Regions from separate parts of the Homo sapiens genome. Here region 1 is linked to region 2. Evidence: read pairs that join two places in POLR2A ChIA-PET (ENCODE). Cell type or tissue: A673. All regions are shown on one strand. Links, peaks and the distances in the headings refer to the core of each region. The heading gives the core; the rest is flanking DNA. Region 1 overlaps ERN1 (endoplasmic reticulum to nucleus signaling 1). Region 2 overlaps TEX2 (testis expressed 2).

Region 1 (8,983 bases), core at 385-8,384, 71 kb after region 2:
GATCACACAATTTATTGAGGACACTTGGATTTGGTTTTCAGCTATTTATTAAAATGAAATCCATCCTAAAGTGAACAGGATTTTTACCATTTAGGGGATTCAAAAGTATATTCTTTGAAGGGAATTTCCAAAGAATTCCAGAAATATTTTGAGCCCTAGAAGCATGTATGAATAGATGTGTAGCCTCCCAAGATAACTGGAATCAGAGTGCATTAGACTGCTTGATGGGCTCTCGGCCATGTAGTCCAATGAGTCTCAATTTTTTCCCCTTCCAGCTGCACATAAGAAATATGGCGCACATCCCTCAGTAACAGTATGAGCACATCAGAACCTAGGAGGGTGGTGTTTGGGGCACCCTCTCTCAGGCATTACCCTCCTCTCCCAAGCTGAGAAAAATTACTACCCTGCTCTGTCTTCCAGAGCAGACAGATGGGAAAAGGCAACCAGCAAGGGCTGGTAACCTGTCCAGGGTCATGTGTGAGTGGCAGAACCAAACCTTAAACTTGATCCTCCTACCTCCCTTTGAAGAGAAGCCCCTGCAGTGCTTATGTTCTGGTGCGTATGTTGGGACAAACCAGTCTGGCTACCCTCAGTCATACCCTGAGGAGCTGACCAAACTATGTGGCCATGAGAGAAGGATCTAGAGAAGGTCTAGGCCAGTAGGCTTTCTTGTAAGCTTCAGGAAAATACCCAGATAATGTTATTTTTCCTCCGTTAAGAATCATGGCCTTCTACCCTTTGTTGCAGTTGTGCGAAGATGCCATTTTGAGATGGGAATGCTGCCTTCACCTGAGAGTCTCCATCAAGGAAATTGGCCATTTTCAACTGTAGAGTCAAATCCAGCAATCATGGAGAGAGTAGGGATTAAAAGCCTGCTCGGCTGGGCACAGTGGCTCACGCCTGTAATTCCAGCACTTCAGGAAGCTGAGGCGGGCGGATCATAAGGTCAGGAGTTCAAGACCAGCCTGGCCAACATGGTGAAACCCCATCTCTACAAAAATACAAAAATTAGCCAGGCATGGTGGCGGGCACCTGTAATCCCAGCTACTCATGAGGCTGAGGCAGAAGAATCGCTTGAACCTGGGAGGCGGAGGTTGCAGTGAGCTGAGATCCTGCCATTGCACTCCAGCCTGGGCAACAGAGACTCCGTCTCAACAACAACAACAAAAAATTGCCTGCTAAGCCTAATTCACAGTTTAAGCTAATTTCTTTGCTTGGAGTCTAATAATATCCAAGCAGGTGCATGTTTTCAGTAACATCTCGCCTAGTCATATGTCTGAAAGAACAAAACTGAAAGTTCTTTCCTTAGAGGCCTTTAACCCAAGCCGCTCTTCTCTAGCTCAGTCACAGCCTTCACCAAGAAGTCCTGAAAAGATAGAACTCTTGCATTACCGTGCTGGTTCTGGGTGTTTGCCTTTGCAGAGGCGCCACCTGCCAAGCAGTTCTGGCACCAGGGAGCAGGTCTGTGATGACAGGAGAGAGACAGTGGCTGTGACTCTGGCTCTTAAACCACAATGGAGGGATTCAAGTTAGCTTAGGTAGCTCTCAGAGGAGACTAATGAGGGAAGGAAGGAGCAAGGGGGGAAGGAAGGTGCCCCTGGGAGTGTGTCTCACTTCCCTTGCTGGTTCATCCGAGAAGGCAGGGACCCTGGCTTGCTGATGGTTGCATCCTCTGTGGCATTTAACGTGGCATGCTGGTTATACCCACTGTAGGGGGCACTCAGCAAATATTTATTGAATTCTTCTTTGAGACTCATTAAGACCAATAAAGGGGCTGTATTATATCATCAAGCAAGTGGGTTGTGGATGGGGGTGGGAGGTATTGCTTCAGCTATATTTTATATTCTTTAATGGGATTGCACCAGTTGTGTGTCTTTCTACAGAACTAGAGGAGCTTTCAGGATATTTGCTTGGGTGGACGTGACCCATAGTGTGTAGTGTTCTTTTGGTGGGCTCTTCTTATCAGTAATGAGATTAATTTTTCCATTGCCAAACTCCATGAGGTAAACAGTTTGTGATTATTTCATGTCAGTTTCATTTTTCACTCAGCATGATGTTTCACTGTTAAAAAAATGAACCTTGGCCCAGAGTTGTCCTCTCATGTATTAAACATGACTTCCTTTGTTAGTAGACTAATTTATAATTATAATTCAAAACCATCCCATTCTCCAGTGGATTATTTCCCCCCTCTCTGTCAGATGAAGGAATAATTGTTTGTCTGGGCTGCAGGAGTGTCTGTCATGGAAACCGAATTTTTCTGTACATTCTCTGAACAAACAGTGCTGTCACATCCCTAGAACCTGACATTGTCATTGATCTCCAGTTGAGTCAGAGAAGTTTGTTGACCAAGGTAAATCAGATCTCTCTTCTCTTAAAGCAAATGGCCCATGACTCCTGAGGGGCCACTAGGAGTGAGAGAATCACCTGTACAGGGGGCCACAACTGTGGCTAGGAATGTGTTACTTGAGGCGGTGCTTCCCAGCCATGACTCAGTCACCTGGGGAGCTTTTTAAAAACGCTGTGCTGGGGCCCCATCCTATGTGAATGAAATTGGAATCTCTGGGAGTGGGGGCCGGCATCTTTTCTTTTTTAAAAAAAAAATGTTTAAGGCCAGGCTCAGTGGCTTACACCTGTAATCCCAGCACTTTGGGAGGCCAAGACAAGAGGATCACTTGAAGTCAGGAGTTTGAGACCAGACTGGGCAACAATGAAAGACCCCATCTCTACCAAATAAACCAGCAAAAAATGTTTTAAGGCCCAAGTGACTCTGATGTGCAGCCAGGATGAGGCCTTCAAGTAATTTTTGTACCTTAATCCTGGAAAGAACAAATGCATCTCCAAATTCCCAGTCACGTCACAGAGCACGGGACCAGACTAGACACAGCATTTGGCTCATTTTACAGAGAGGTTAGGATTGATAGAGTCCGCTAGTTAGTGTTAGAACTAGAAATAAAGTTCTAACTTTATTTCTAGTTCTAGGCGTGGTGGCTCATGCCTGTAATCCCAGCACTTTGGGAGGCTGAGACGGGCGGATCATCTGAGGTCAGGAGTTGGAGATCAGCCTGGCCAACATGGTGAAACCCCGTCTCTACTAAAAAAATGACAAAAATTAGCCAGGCGTGGTGGCGCGTGCCTGTAATCCCAGCTGCTTGGGAGGCTGAGGCAGGAGAATTGCTTGAACCCAGGAGGCAGAGGTTGCAGTGAGCCAAGATCCCACCACTGCACTCCAGCCTGGGGAACAAGAGTGAAACTCAATCTCAAAAAAAAAAAAAAAAAAAAAAAAAAAAACCTAGAAAAAAAGGAACCTAATATTACATTTTCTCTACTGTACTATATCATTCAACTTTTAAAGAGCAGGTAATTTAATGGATTTTTTCCTTTGAATACAAACTGTTGAAATTGCTTTTATCAGCTTTAACTAATAGGCCTTATATTAAAACATATTTAGTTACTGAATTGTAAGATGTTTAAATGTTTATTTAAAGTTACCCGACTTATGCTTGTTTATTTATTTATATATTTGTTTATTGCCTTTTCCATATATTAAGAGGCTTAAGAAATCAAAACAATGTTGTTTTCCAGGCTCCTTCACAGTATCCTGATGGGTAAAATCATCTTCATGGTTTTAAAAGAACCTTCCATAACAAAAATGAAATAGCCATTGCGAGTGAGGAGAAGGGATTTGTAGAAGGAGTGAGTTAGTTAAAGCACAAGAAGAAGCTTGTGAACCAACAGGAACTTTCCTATCAGGGTGGGAACATATGTTTTGGAAGCAAATGGTGGGAGGGTGCAGGCTGTGACACTCCCTTCCCCTTTTCATGTGAGAGCTGGCTATTAGCCTCATTGCCTGAGTCAGGCAGAGTTCCCTCGAAGGGTTTTTATAGCAGGTGCCGAGCTGACAAGCCCAACTGTAGAACACAGGAGAGGACCAGTCAGTTGTCTCAGCTCCCGGACCCATCTCAGTTGTTTCTCAGAGGATCTTTATTAGCTGGTTTAGAAACAGGAGGACACTTGCTTTCAAGCATCACATTGAGTGGGCTGGACCAAATCCAAAACTCTGCTGGAACCAAGTTGACAAATGTCAGTAGAATTGGGAGCCCGCTCTTTGAATACAACCTTGGAATGGGGCTTGGCACCTGGCCTGAAAGCGCTGTGTGGACTCCAGCACCAGGGCTGTTTCCTAATTTAACTTAATGCTTAAAGGAAATCCCAAGTGGCAGACCAGTTCTGCACTCCTTGAGCAGATAGGCATTTAGCTGTTTTTAAATGTAAAATCATTTTAGCTGTTTTTAAATGTAATCATAGGGCCAGTATCTTGTTTCTATATGTGTGTTTGCCCCATATGATGAAATTGTATGCATTCTTTCAGCAAGTGAGAGTCCGGAGGTTCTGTACTAGCTAGCTGTGCAACTTTGGGCAAATGAGTTATTTCCCCCTCTGCTTCCTCATCTGTAAAACAAAGCAACGGAACCAGAAAATCTCTTTGGTGGGCCTGTTTCCAAATGTCTTCCCAAATTAGGATCACCATTTAGGTGAAAGCGACTAGTCCCCCAGCCGCCTCTTTTTCTGGTGCAGCCTCATACGGGGAGGTAGAAGATGGGAGGGCTGCTTTGCTTTGAGCCTCCCAGCTTCCTAGCTCTTGAATGTAGTGAATTTCATCTGTTCATCCATTTATTTATCAACTTTTTGAGTACATATTTTATGCCAAGCACTGTTTGAGATGCTTGGGAAACATGAACAAAACAAAGACCCCCGCCCTCATGGAACTTCTACCTAGTTGGTTGGGATAGACAACAGCATGGTAAATACATTATATAGAATGTGATAAGGTGATAAAATTCTGCAGGGGTTGCAGGGGAGAAACATAGAGCAGAGCAAGGGAGATGGAGGCCTCGTAAGTTGCCACACACCGTGGTGTGGTTTCATCGGCTCTCGCTCACCTGTCTTGTATAGGGCCTAGGGCCTTCCCTGACCACTGTACTCTCGTAGACTAGATCCCTTCCTGCACTCCAAATAGCACCACGTCACTTAGTGTTGGGGTAATGTACAGGTTGGTGCTCCTGTTTGTTTCTTGTCTAATCTTCTGGAGGACTGGTGTTGATAGTCCTCAGGTATGTCTGAAAATCCTGAGCAAATATGAGGGACTGAGCGTGAACATTGTTGATTTTTCTTTACTTTCTATTTCTTTTTTCTTTTCTTTTTCTTTTTCTTTCTTTTTTTTTGAGATAGAGTCTCACTGTGTCGCCCACACTGGAGTGCAGTGGCGTGATTTTGGCTTACTGCAACCTCCGCCTCCCGGGTTCAAGTGATTTTCGTGCTTCAGCCTCCCGAGTAGCTGGGATTACAGCCATGTGCCAATACGCCCAGCTAATTTTTGTATTTTTAGTAGAGACGGGGTTTCGCCATGTTGCCCAGGTGAGTCTCAAACTCCTGGCCTCAAGTGATCCACCTGCTTTGGCCTCCCAAAGTGCTGGGGTTACAGGCATGAGCCACTGCGCCTGGCCACATTGTTGATTTTTTTAAAAATTTTTATTATTTATTTATTTTTTGAGATGGAATCTCACTCTGTCGTTGAGGCTGGAGTGAGGGCAGTGGCATGATCTCTGCTCACTGCAAGCTCCGCCTCCCGGGTTCACACCATTCTCCTGCCTCAGCCTCCCAAGTAGCTGGGAATACAGGCACACGCCACAACACCTGGCTTTTTTTTTTTTTTTTTGTATTTTTAGTAAAGACAGGGTTTCACCGTGTTAGCCAGGATGGTCTCAATCTCCGGACCTTGTGATCCGCCCACCTCGGCCTCCCAAAGTGCTGGGATTACAGGCATGAGCCACCGCTCCCGGCCACGTTGTTGATTTTTAAGGATAACATGATAAGACATTAAATCCTGTCAGGGAAACCTCAGAAAACCCCCACAACTCAGAGGGGTCAGAACCAGCCATTCTTTGATTTTTGTGATGGCTGTGCACCCAAATACACAAATGGGTGTGTTTGTGTGTGTGTGTGTGTGTGTTATTTTTTTTTTACATTAAATAAGATTACATTTTTTTTCCATTGTAGGAGTATTTGTAACATCTCCCGATAAATTGAAATGCGGTAAGAAAGTTCTAAGAACAAATTTGGGGAATCTCTGACCTTTAAAGGTACTACCTCATTATGAGCAATCCAGTGACCTTATTCTAGAATTCTGTTAGGGTTCGTTTTCCACTTGCCATGAGCTGGTTTTGCAAAGAAGAAAACGGTTTCCTTTATATGTGGAGATTAAGAACAAGTTTATCTGTAGTTTTGGTGCTCGACTAACTGGGAACCAAGCCACAGTTGCTTGTAAAACGGACCCTAAGTTATCTTGATCTTGATGGTTCAGTGCTTGGAAATCTCTGGGGCTTTCGGTGCCTGGTAAAAGTTCAATCACTTATCTGATTTGTGGTTGGCAGAAGAAAAGGTATCACCCTTTCAGTTTAGGAGATGGTTGCTTTTAGAGTCTATAGTAGGTAGGTGTGCCTGGGAATCAGCCACCTGGTCCCATGTAACATTAGTTGATTTTCATGGTATTTCTTTTCCCCATCCTGAACCTTAAAGTGAGTCAGATTATTACTAATTTCTAATGTTGCAATATTTTGAGATAAGCGGAGACACTTAGATGTTGCAAGACCAGGATTGGAAATGACTATGTTCAAAGGCATTAGGACTTCTAAACTCTGTCAAATTGTTATGCGGATTTTGGGCATGTTTTGATTGGTTGGGGCTAGAAGAAGCTGCAGCAAAGCCTGAGGAGAGATGAGGGTCTGGTAAGTCATGGATCATCATGCTTCAGAGCTGCAGCCACCATCCACCTCAGGCTTCTTACTTTCTTGGAAACCCATGCCTGGAAAAATCTAATGACTTGCCCAGAGCTCAAACCAGACCATGCATCTGTGTGCCCACCTCATCTTCTGTCAGCTTCATTCACCCCAAAAGCATCTATATGTTCCAGACTCATGAGGATACCTGAGGAACTTTGGTTTTGTTTTTAAACCAAAGAGTTTTGAGAGGATAAAATAACAGGTTTTGAAGCTATATGGACACAGGCTAGGGCAAGGAGTGAGAAGACAGCTGAGCAGGGTAGGGTGGGACCAGACTCTTGGAACTGCTCTGGGCAGGACCTGGATATGCTGCCAAGTCAGCTTTCGGGAAGTTCGGCCATGGAACTTGCCGTCTTTTTTTCTGCATTACACGACTCTCCTGCTAGACGGCAAACCCCTTGAAGCCAGGAGTTTTACAGGCCTTGGGGCGGCATTGCCTTGTGTGTAACAGGACCCTTCTTTCTGCATATATGTAGGATAAGAGTCCAGCTTAGGGGCAGGGTTGGAGTAAGTGAACTAGCACACAGGAGTTGAAATAGAAGAGTCAGCCAACAGGAAGAAGTATGAGGCAGGGAGTGCCTGGAAGAGATTGGCAAATCCTGAAGTCCTTGCCAGCCTACTTGAGTAATGTGAGACCATGAGCCAATGACTTACCTTGTCCTGTAAGTTTAGTATCCCCAAGATTTCTGCCTCTTGTAATGAAAATAGTCCTGGCACTGACTGCAGGTACTGTGGAGATGGGGCGCCTGGAAGATTAAAAAGACGGGAAGGTGCAGGTTTAACTCCTCAACCCTTCAGAGGGAGCTTTCTGATTCCATGCATGATGGCTAGTCAGAGAAATGGCTCCCCCTCAAATGAGGAGTCTTAGGAAGCAAGAAAACCTGCCTTGGGGTTTGTTCTGAAGGCCACATTTCATCACAAAAACAGCCATATTTACTACGCTCTCCTACGAAGTTCTGATGTGTTCTGCTAATATTCAGCTGTAAACCAGCTAGGCAACATCAGTCGAATGTTAGTATAAATTAAAACACTGGAGGAGACTCACCGAGAGTGTGAACAGATTGTGGTTGGTGTATTACACGCCTCACCTTAGGGAGAGTGCTTTTTTTTCTTCCAGGTGGCTTTACAACGATGTGAACAGCAACCTTCCTGTTCTTTCCTTCAGCTGCATAGATAACAAATAAGACACGTAAAAAAAAGATTCTGACTCTTGTGGCCCACGCCATTCTGGGACTTCTCCCCCAACCTCACCGTGTCCCATATCCCCTCTGCCTTCTCTGTCCAGCTACACTGGTCCACCGGGTCCTCAAACACAACAAATTCTCTGCAGTCTCAGAATTTTGCATAGGCTATTCCCTCTGCCCAGGAAATTCTTCTTTCCTTCTCCCTTTCCTATAGATCTTAACTCAAACATCATTTTTAACACTGTGCTTCCCCCACCATCACAAGACCAGATGCTCTTCTTCTGTTATGCTGTCGCAGTTTCCAGTATGTCCCTTTCATGGCACTTACTACAATTTGTCATTTTATGTTTGTGTCATTATTGATTACTGGGGTCTCCTATTGGACTGTAAGCTCCATGAAAGCAGGAAACCAGATCTCATTTGTTGTGATTAGATCCTAGTGTCTCATACAGTTCTTAATGAATAATAGTAACTGACACTTACATGATGCTTACTGTATATTAGGCCCGTTCAAGAGCTTTACTTATGTTGACTCAACACTCCTTGCAAAAGCTTTTTTTTTTTTTTTTTTAGCATTTACCTTCTTATTACAGTCTTTGAAAGCCCATGGAATTATTCTAGGGACACAGAGGACTTTGTGGCATAGATTTAGGTAAAGGTCACCGGGCACGGTGGTTCACGCCGGTAATCCCAGCACTTTGGGAGGCCGAGGTGGGTGGATCACAAGGTCAGGAGTTCAAGACCAGCCTGGCCAAGATGGTGAAACCCCCATCTCTACTGAAAATACAAAAATTAGCCGGGCATGGTGGTGGGCGCCTGTAATCCCAGCTACTCGGGAGGCTGAGGCAGAGAATTGCTTGAACCCAGGAGGTGAAGGTTGCAGTGGGCCGAGATCACGCCACTGCACTCCAGCCTGGGCGACAGAGTGAGACTCTGTCTCCAAAACAAAACAAAACAAAA
Region 2 (8,983 bases), core at 359-8,358:
TTTAGTCAAAAAGTCTATAAGGTTTGCACTTTGTGCTATGCATAATATTAATGCATAGTGTAGCCAATCTTTAATATATAAATCATCATTTTTCTTTCTCTGTAGATTTATCTTGTACCTAAAACTTTGGCTCGAAAGCGAATCTGGAATAAAAAGTACCCCATTTGTATCGAGCTTGGTCAGCAAGATGACTTTATGTCTAAAGCTCAGACTGATAAGGAGACTTCAGAAGAGAAGCCGCCAGCTGAGGGAAGTGAGGACCCTAAGAAGCCACCCCGCCCTCAGGAGGGAACAAGATCTAGCCAGCGAGATCAGATACTCTATCTCTTTGGGAGAACTGGCCGAGAAAAAGAGGAATGGTTTAGGAGATTTATTCTGGCATCTAAGCTAAAGTCGGAAATCAAGAAGTCATCGGGTGTCTCTGGAGGTAAACCAGGTAATGATGTTTGTGCTAAATGCTTATGCATTTTTAAAGGGCCACTAGGGAGAATAGAGAAAGAATGCCAGGTAGGAAGGAAGGAAGGAAGGAAGCCCACCCTGAACTGATGGTTGTCTGCCACCTAATGTGCATTCTCATGACTCATTTACCATCTAGGCTGATCACTGCAGCCGTCTGTCCCAAATCATTTAACCAATGATGGATCCATTTGCAGATGATGTTTATTAGCCTTTGCTGGTTATGTTTTATTTGTATATAATGTGACTCCCCTGAGAGAAGCAGCAACAGAAAAACCCTGGTTCTGAGATGGCAGGTGAGTCAGGGAGATCCTTCAGGCTGGTACTTTCGAGCACCTGACCCTCAATATGTCTTCCGAGCCTGAGCTTGCCATAGAATGCAGAATCCTTGCACTTCCTGACCATTCAGGTCAGATCGTGGTCATTCGGATTGATAACCATGCAGCACCTCTTTGCTCAGCTTTGGCTGGGCTTGGAGCTGCAAGAGACACAAAACCAGTAAAAAGCAGTAGCTCCCCTGTCCTTCAGGTGTTGTGCCTGTTATGCAAAACTGGCACGTATGAGTCAGGTGTTCACAAATTGCCATGCTAAAATGAGTGTGGTGTAACAAATAATTGGGACAAGACCAGTGTGGGTGTTATTAGGGAAAGCTTTCTTACATGGATCTGAAACAAAGACTAGGAGGGAGCCACTCTGGGGCTTTCTCTAACAAGGCATTTGTGTTGATCCGGGAGTTATGCTGGTCACATGAGTGTCACACATTGCTTCAGAGTGCTTTGGTTCCTTCCCCTGGAACATAATCTGAGCCTTTGCCCTAACTCCTTTGCTAACCTTCCATTCTGTCAGCTTCAACACCAGATTCCATCCTAATCCCAGCACTGAGATCTAAGAAGTCCCTTTTAAGAATCAAGACGAATGGGGAGATTACTAGATATATTTATTTCCTAGGGCTGCTGGGACAAAATACCACAAGCTGGGTGATTTACAACAGAAATGTATTCTCTCACAGTACTGGAGGCTGGAAGTCTGAAATCAAGGTGTTAGCAGGGCCATGCTCCTTGTGAGACTCTGCATAGAATCCTTCCTTGCGTGTTTGCAGCTTCTGGTGGTGACCATCAATACTTGGCCCGCAGCCGCATCACTCCACACTGGCCTATCATCACATGGCATTGTCTGTCAGTGGCTCTGTGTCTTCTTGGAAGGACACCAGTCATATGGGATTAGGAGCCCACCCTGTTTCTAGTATGACTTTATTTTAATGAATGGCATCTACAATGACTCTGTTTCCAAATAAGGTCACATTCTGAGATACTGGGGTTAGGACTTTAACATATTTTTTGGAGGACACAATTCAACCCATAACACTGAGTAAAAGAAAATTCAAGTGGGTAAGAACTCCTCAGCACCAGGCACTGCCTAGCTCTCCTGGTAGGTCTAAACCTGTGCTGCTTCTTACGGTAGCCACCAGCCCCATGTGGCTTTTGAACACTTGAAGTGTGGCCAGTCCAGATGGAGGTGTGCTCTAAGTATAAGATGCACATTGGATTTCAAAGTCTTAGTCCAATAAAAGAATGTAAAATATCTCATTAATAACTTCTTATATTGGTTACATGTTGAAATAATATTTTAGATATATTGGGTTAAAAATATATTCAAATTAATTGTATTCTTTTTACCTTTCTTTTTCTTTCTTTCTTTTTTTTTTTTTTTTTTTTTTTTTTGAGATGGAGTCTAGCTTTGTTGCCCAGGCTGGAGTGCAGTGACACGATCTTGGCTCACTGCAACCTCCGCCTCCCAGGTTCAAGCAGTTCTCCTGCCTCAGCCTCCTGAGTAGCTGGGATTACAGGCACCCGCCATCACGCCCAGCTAATTTTTTATATCTTTAGTAGGGACAGGATTTCACTATGTTGGTCAGGCTGATCTTAAACTCCCAGCCTCAAGTGAACCGCCCACCTTGGCCTCCCAAAGTGCTGGGATTACAGGCGTGAGCCACTGTGCCCGACCTCTTTTTACATTTTTAAATGTGACTACTAGAAAATTTAAAATTGTTTATGTGGCTCAGATTGTATTCCTACTGGAAATATAAAGGTCTACTGGTCTAGGCACTGAAGCTCAGAATCAGGTAACCCACGGGGGTATATGGGGCCACCAGGAAACACCACCTTAGGTACTTAGGGGCCCCCCAGAGCACCTTCAAAAGAGGCATGTTATTCATGGACTTAAATAAAGCATTTGATTATTTTTAACGAGTTCAATTTTTGGAAATCCTGCCAAAAGTTCCACTCAGCACACAACAAACATAATGGTAAGAGTCAGAGATGTGGGAAAACCTTCAGTGCACTCACTGGTACTAAAGCAAGGCTCACACACCACTAATGTCTTCGTACATCTGTAAGTCTGGGTTGCCTTTGAAAGCTATGAATTGAGATATTTATGGTAAGTTTAAGCCACCAAAAGTGTGATTAAACTAGTAGCAAGGTAAATTGGTGAGCACTGTGCTGTTCTTCAAAACCATCTCTGAATCAGTGACTACATAGGTGGTCAGCCGTGAAGGTAGGACTGGTCTGATTCTCTGAGGCCAGGTACATCTATCAGTACCAAGAAGTTAGAAGTCTTCCTGCTCGACGACCTGCCCTGTCCTCTCCCTCAGGGATGCTGTCACCAAAATCATAGATTTCTCTAGCAACACGGATTGTGCTTCTCAGACTTGAATGTTTGACGGGATCTTAAGATGCAGGTTCTGACTCGAGGTCATGGGTGGGGCTGAGATTCTGCATTTCCAGCCAGCAGTGCCCAGGCTGCAGGTCAGGAAAGGCCTCCCGGAGGAATAAGAATCTGGAGACAGCAGGAAAGCCACATGGTCATTTGGCAGAATTCCAGTATGGTCTCTGCACAGGAAGGTCCTTGACTTTATCAGGGGCTATTGTCCATGAGACCCACAGTGCAGTGACGACTCCTGTGCTTTGTCCCACTCAGGGGAAGGGTGAGGTGATGTGAAGAGGCTGTTCTGTGGGCAATGAGCACCAGCCAGGCCTCGTAGGGGGTTCCTTTCCTCCTCTACATGGAGTGTGGCTCAGTCACAATGGGATCAGTTTGGTTTGAAGTGTTGGTATCATGCTGCCCTGTTTATTTCATCTTTTTTTCTCTTTTTTACTATTAACTAAACTGTAATCTTTATTTGGATTTCACTGGTTTTTCTACTAATGTCCTTTTTCTCTTCCAGGATCCAATCCAGGATATTAAATGTAATATTAGTTTACATCTATTTTTTAATGTTTTTGATGTAGCTTTTATCCTAGCAATTAAAAAAATGCTAAACATGAAAACGGTATAAGGATAATAAAAGTTACAAAAATGTATTTTTATAGTTATGCAGTGTAAAATATTAAAGTGCTGGAAATTATCTGGCTAAAATTTAAATTAAGAAATGGCTTGCGTGACCCTTTGTGAGGCTCTGGGGAATTATGGTTCTGATGGTTGGAGCCTCTTAAGAAGAAAATGGTTTGATTTGATTTTTTGATTTCTTTCTTTCTTTCTTTCTTTTTTTTTTTTTTGAGACAGAGTCTTGCTCTGTTGCCCAAGCTGGAGTGCAGTGGTATGATCTTGGCTCACTGCAACCTCCGCCTCCCAGGTTGAAGCGATTATCCTGCCTTCAGCCTCCCCCAGTAGCTAGGACTACAGGTACAGGCCACCATGCCAGGCTAATGTTTTGTATTTTTAGTAGAGATGGGGTTTCATCATGTCGGCCAGGCTGGTCTCGAACTCCTGACCTGAAGTGATTCATCTGTCTCGGCCTCCCAAAGTGCCGAGATTATAGGCGTGAGCCACCGCGCCCAGCCTGGTTTGATTTTAACCACTTTACGTTTCACCTGGCCATCAGAGTAAATCTAAATAAAATTGTTAGCATCAGGCGCATCCCATGCTTAAAACCTCTGGCGCAACAGGGTCAATATTAAATTCGAGGTTGGCTTTTGAGGCACTTTGCAGTCTGTTCCTGGCTAATCTCTCCATCCTCATTTCCTATCCTCTGCCCCCCGTACTATGCTTAGAACTTCACTGAATCTCTCACTGGCCTCCAAACATACTGTGCCCTGTCACTGCTTTTTGCATATGCTGCTTCCTGTACCTGGAATACTCTTCCCCACCTGGGCCAGGAAAATGGCAACTATTCCCTCAAGATACAGCGTAGATGTCACTGCTGTGAAAGTCAGCTAGGGTAAGCACCGCTCCAGTCTCTTGGGCAGAGGTAGTCACCCCCTTCTTTTTGCCCAGAGAGTCCCTTAGTTGTGCTACAATTTTGACACTTGTTACAGAAGATTGTGATTTATCTGCTTAGGTGCGTGAGTTCAAGGGCAGGGATTATGTCTTCTTTTTAGCATGGTGTGCTTGAAAGTGCTTGATGCATAATTTGTCGAATGAAAGACATCTTTGGAATTGCTGTGAGCTTGTGGATGAACAATTAATTAGCTCTCTACCCACTTTCCATTTACCCCTGATAGCACTGACAAGTTCGCCACTACTTGGGATGTGTTGGTCCTATATTTGACCTTTTCCTAAAAGATCATCAGGAGAAAAGAGAATAGTACCTACCAACTATATTTCTTTACTTCCATTACTCTAATTATCTTGGAGAGGAATAAAAACCGTTCTTAAAAATTACCTTAGAGAAAAAGGTACTTTTCAGGGTGGGAAATAAACTTATAAAATTTTTTTTTTTTTTTTTGAGATGGAGTCTCGCTCTGTTGCCCAGACTGGAGTGCAGTGGCATGATCTTGGCTCACTGCAAGCTCCACCTCCTGGGTTCACACCATTCTCCTGCCTCAGCCTCCCGAGTAGCTGAGACTACCGGCGCCCACCACCACGCCCGGCTAATTTTTTGTATTTTTAGTAGAGATGGGGTTTCACTGTGTTAGCCAGGATGGTCTCGATCTCCTGACCTCGTGATCCGCCCGCCTCGGCCTCTCAAAGTGCTGGGATTACAGGCGTGAGCCACCATGCCCAGCCCCTTATAAATATTTTTAAACAGTCATTTGATAGCATTGTAGCTGCTTTTCTCAGGGAGTCCGCTTACTTTGCAGTTGTTTTCTTCATTGTGTGAATAGCCCCCGTCTTCTTGGCTCCAGGGCTTTTGCCTGCACACAGCAGACACAACAGTCCGTCCGGGCACCTGACCCACAGCCGCAGCAGCAGCAAAGGCAGTGTGGAGGAGATCATGTCACAGCCAAAGCAGAAGGAGCTGGCAGGCAGCGTGCGGCAGAAGATGCTTCTCGACTACAGCGTGTACATGGGCAGGTGTGTCCCCCAGGAAAGCCGAAGCCCCCAGAGGAGCCCCCTGCAGAGTGCGGAGAGCAGCCCCACAGCTGGGAAGAAGGTAAAGCTGGCTGCTGGGCCGGACCTTTTTCACTTTTCGACTTAGACACATTTCTTCATGCGTAAGTGCTCCGAAGCCCTGTTGTGGGCACTGGGATAACAGTGGTACACAAGACAGAGAAGGACCCTGCCTTTGGGGAACTTGTAATCTACTCAGGAAGACAGCAAGAAACAAGCACCAGGTGGTGGGAAGAATGAAAATAAAGTCAGACAAGGGAGGAGGGGAAGTGGCCAGAACTGCTATTTTATTTATTTATGTATTTATTTATTTTTAATTTTAAAAAGTTTGTACTGTTTTTCTCTGCTATTTTGGATGGGTGGTCAGGAAGGGCCTCTTTGAGGAGGTGACTTTTGGGCACAGACCTGTTGGTCACGGGGGAGTGAGCCATGGTGATGGGTGTGGGAGGAGCACTCCAGGTGGGAAAAGCAGCAACCCAAGGGCCCGCTGTAGGCATGTGCTTGGAATATTCGAGGAACAGCAAGGAGGCCTGGCCGGACAGTGAGCAAGGGAAATGGGGAGGTAGGGAGGCTGGAGGATCAGGATGGGAGGCCATGGGAGGGTTTTGAGCAGGGTATGATGTTGACTGATCTAAGTATAAAAAGATAAGTGGCTCTTGGTGGAGAACTGGCTGTAGAGGGAAAAAAGGAGTGGGAGGTGACTGTCATAGTGAAGGCTGGATCAATGTGAAGGTAGTGACAGTAGGTGGTGAGGAGAGGCTCGGCTGGGGTGTGCTTGGCAGGAGGCGCTGGCTGGATTTGCTGACGTGAGAGAACGCAGAGGCCAAGATTTGCACTTTGACCTGAGCAACTGGATGATCACTAGGGGTTGTTGCAGAATCACTGGTGATTCAGGTCTCATTCCTCCAAAACCATTGTATTTTCAAATTCTCAGTCTCCTCGGCTATGCCCAGTGCTTTTGAAGATTTACCATGAACATTCTTTACAAAGTGTAACCGGACACGGACTTAGGATCATCTCTGATAAGATAACTCCTGTAAGCTGCCAGATGCCAGGCTCTGTTAGGCACTTTAATAGAATTACTCTGCTCTCTTGAACAGTCCTGCAAACTAGACAGGATTGTCTCCATTTTGTAAGCGGAGAAACTGAGGCTTGATGAAGTTAGGTAGCCTAGTCACACAGTTGCTAAGTGATGGAGTGTGCAAACCTCACCTGAGAACCCAGGGGCCCCTTGGCTCGCTGAGACTATTTTGCTGGGTTATTCTGAAAGCCTGCTTGGCCTGAGGCCTCCTGCCTCTACTTTGCACACTCTTCAGAGTCACAGTCTCTGCCTGGGGGACACTTAACCTCTCTTTCATATCCAGGTGTTTGACCTCTTTTTTTTTGAGACAAGGTCTCGCAGTGTCACCCAGGCTGGAGTGCAGTGTCGTGAACATGGCTCATTGCAACCTCGACCTCCTGGGCTCAAGTGATCCTCTCACCCTCCTGGGCTCAGCCTCCCAAGTAGCTGGAGCTACAGGTGTGTGCCACCATGCCCAGCTAATTTTTGTATTTTTTGTAGAGATGGGGTTTCACCATGTTGCCCAGTCTGGTCTTGAACTCCTGAGCTCAAGAGATGCACCTGCCTCGGCCTCCCAAAGTGCTGAGATTACAGGCGTGAGCCACCGCCCTTGGCTGTGTTTGACCTCTTACAATGACCATGTGTATTTCTGTTCTTAATGAGAAGCAAGCCATTGCTCTTGATCCGTTGATCCTCTTCAGTGTGGAAGAGGTCACTCACCTGATCTGTTTGAATTTGTCAGGGCAATAAAAGACCATATGCCTCTGCTGGCCTGCGACCCACTACCTCTGCACTGAGTCACCCCAGCTTTAGTGGGAAGCAGACCTCCCTCTAGGCAAGAGTGGGGTGATATAAAACTTTTCTACAAATGGTCCTGTTTACCACTGGTGAGTTTCCCCTCCCTCCAAATGCGAGGCTGTCAGCTGTCTGGACTCTCATCAGACTCAAGAAAATCAAGAGGAGAATTGTGCACTGACGTTAAGAAAATTATCCAATAAAATGCTTCCTTTTGAAAGATTTCCCCAAATTAAAAAACAAACCTGATTTTAGAGCTTTGTTTCCTTGGTTTGTGTTACATGTGCATATTGTATGCTATGTTCACTGGGGTCCCTGATGTCACAGCCCAGCATTGCTGTCAGGGGCTCTCTTGTTCCAGCCACCTGGCACTTACCCTTTAAGCACCCAGACATTTCTTTTCCCTCTTCTAAGTCTGATGACTTTTTTTTTTGAGATGGAGTTTTGCTCTTTTTCCCCAGGCTGGAGTGCAATGGCGTGATCTTGGCTCACTGCCATCTCCGCCTCCCAGGTTCAAGCAATTCTTCTGCCTCAGCCTCCTGAGTAGCCAGGACTGCAGTCACACGCTACCACGTCCGGCTAATTTTGTATTTTTAGTAGAGACGGAGTTTCACAATGTTGGCCAGGCTGGTCTTGAACTCCTGACCTCTGGTGATCCACTCTCCTCGGCCTCCCAAAGTGGTGGAATTACAGCGTGAGCCACTGTGCCTGGCCTCTGATGAAATTTTTTTTTTCTTTTTTTAGTTGGAGTCTCACTCTGTCGCCCAGACTGGAGTGCAGTGGTGCTGAAAATTTGAATTAGAAAATATCACTATTTTGGGGGGCAAGGGCCTAGTTTTCCAAATGTTTAGTGCCTGGTTTGGAAGGGGATTTAATTCAGGAAACAAGGGAACTCTTTTTTAAAAAATGTCTGAAAGTGCAATGGTACCACTTCCAGCATGGGTACATCAGGAAGAGAGACTCCACAGGTCAGCTGCAGATTTGCTCAGGGGTGTGAGTCCAGGGAGGCTGCTGGTTCTGTGTGCCCTGCATTGCCTGCCTGGGAGAGAGGCCATGGTTCCTGTCCTCCAGTAGTGAGGCTCTGGTGTTCAGGTTGCATAAGGCACTTCCACTCTCCATTTCAACAGACAGTTTTAAAAAATGTTAGAGATAATATTAACATATGCCACCCCGGTATGGAGAGTCCTGTCCTTATTACTACTCGTCGTGCTCATCATCTCATATCTATAAACTGGATTACAAGATATTATTACCTGTTTGGTGTTATCAGAAGATGAGAATGTTACAGAGCAAATAGGAGTCAAATAGAAACCAGGAAGTCTGTAACTGGCAGAATAGTTTTCC

Evidence for each region. Peaks named below come from ENCODE experiments on the same cell type or tissue, not always from the same donor. Only the 100,000 strongest peaks of a DNase experiment are listed, where the experiment ranks them.
Region 1: POLR2A ChIA-PET joins it to region 2 with 6 read pairs; 2 of 35 experiments call an interaction of 5 or more read pairs at or near these places.

Annotation. Positions count from the first base shown.
Region 1 is chr17:64,113,682-64,122,664 of GRCh38, reverse strand. All of the region lies in intron 1 of ERN1 (endoplasmic reticulum to nucleus signaling 1), which reads left to right. Among named protein-coding and RNA genes, the nearest start is that of ERN1, 12 kb to the left of the region's middle. RefSeq lists enhancers at 1,198-1,337, 1,568-1,627. In A673, for the core only: no CTCF peak of the experiment used is centred there; a DNase peak (open chromatin) is centred at 4,074; H3K27ac peaks cover 852 bases.
Region 2 is chr17:64,185,012-64,193,994 of GRCh38, reverse strand. TEX2 (testis expressed 2) reads left to right here. Exons shown (of 12, transcript NM_001288732.2): 4 at 106-436; 5 at 5,580-5,827. Among named protein-coding and RNA genes, the nearest start is that of SNORA50C, 43 kb to the right of the region's middle. In A673, for the core only: no CTCF peak of the experiment used is centred there; no DNase peak of the experiment used is centred there.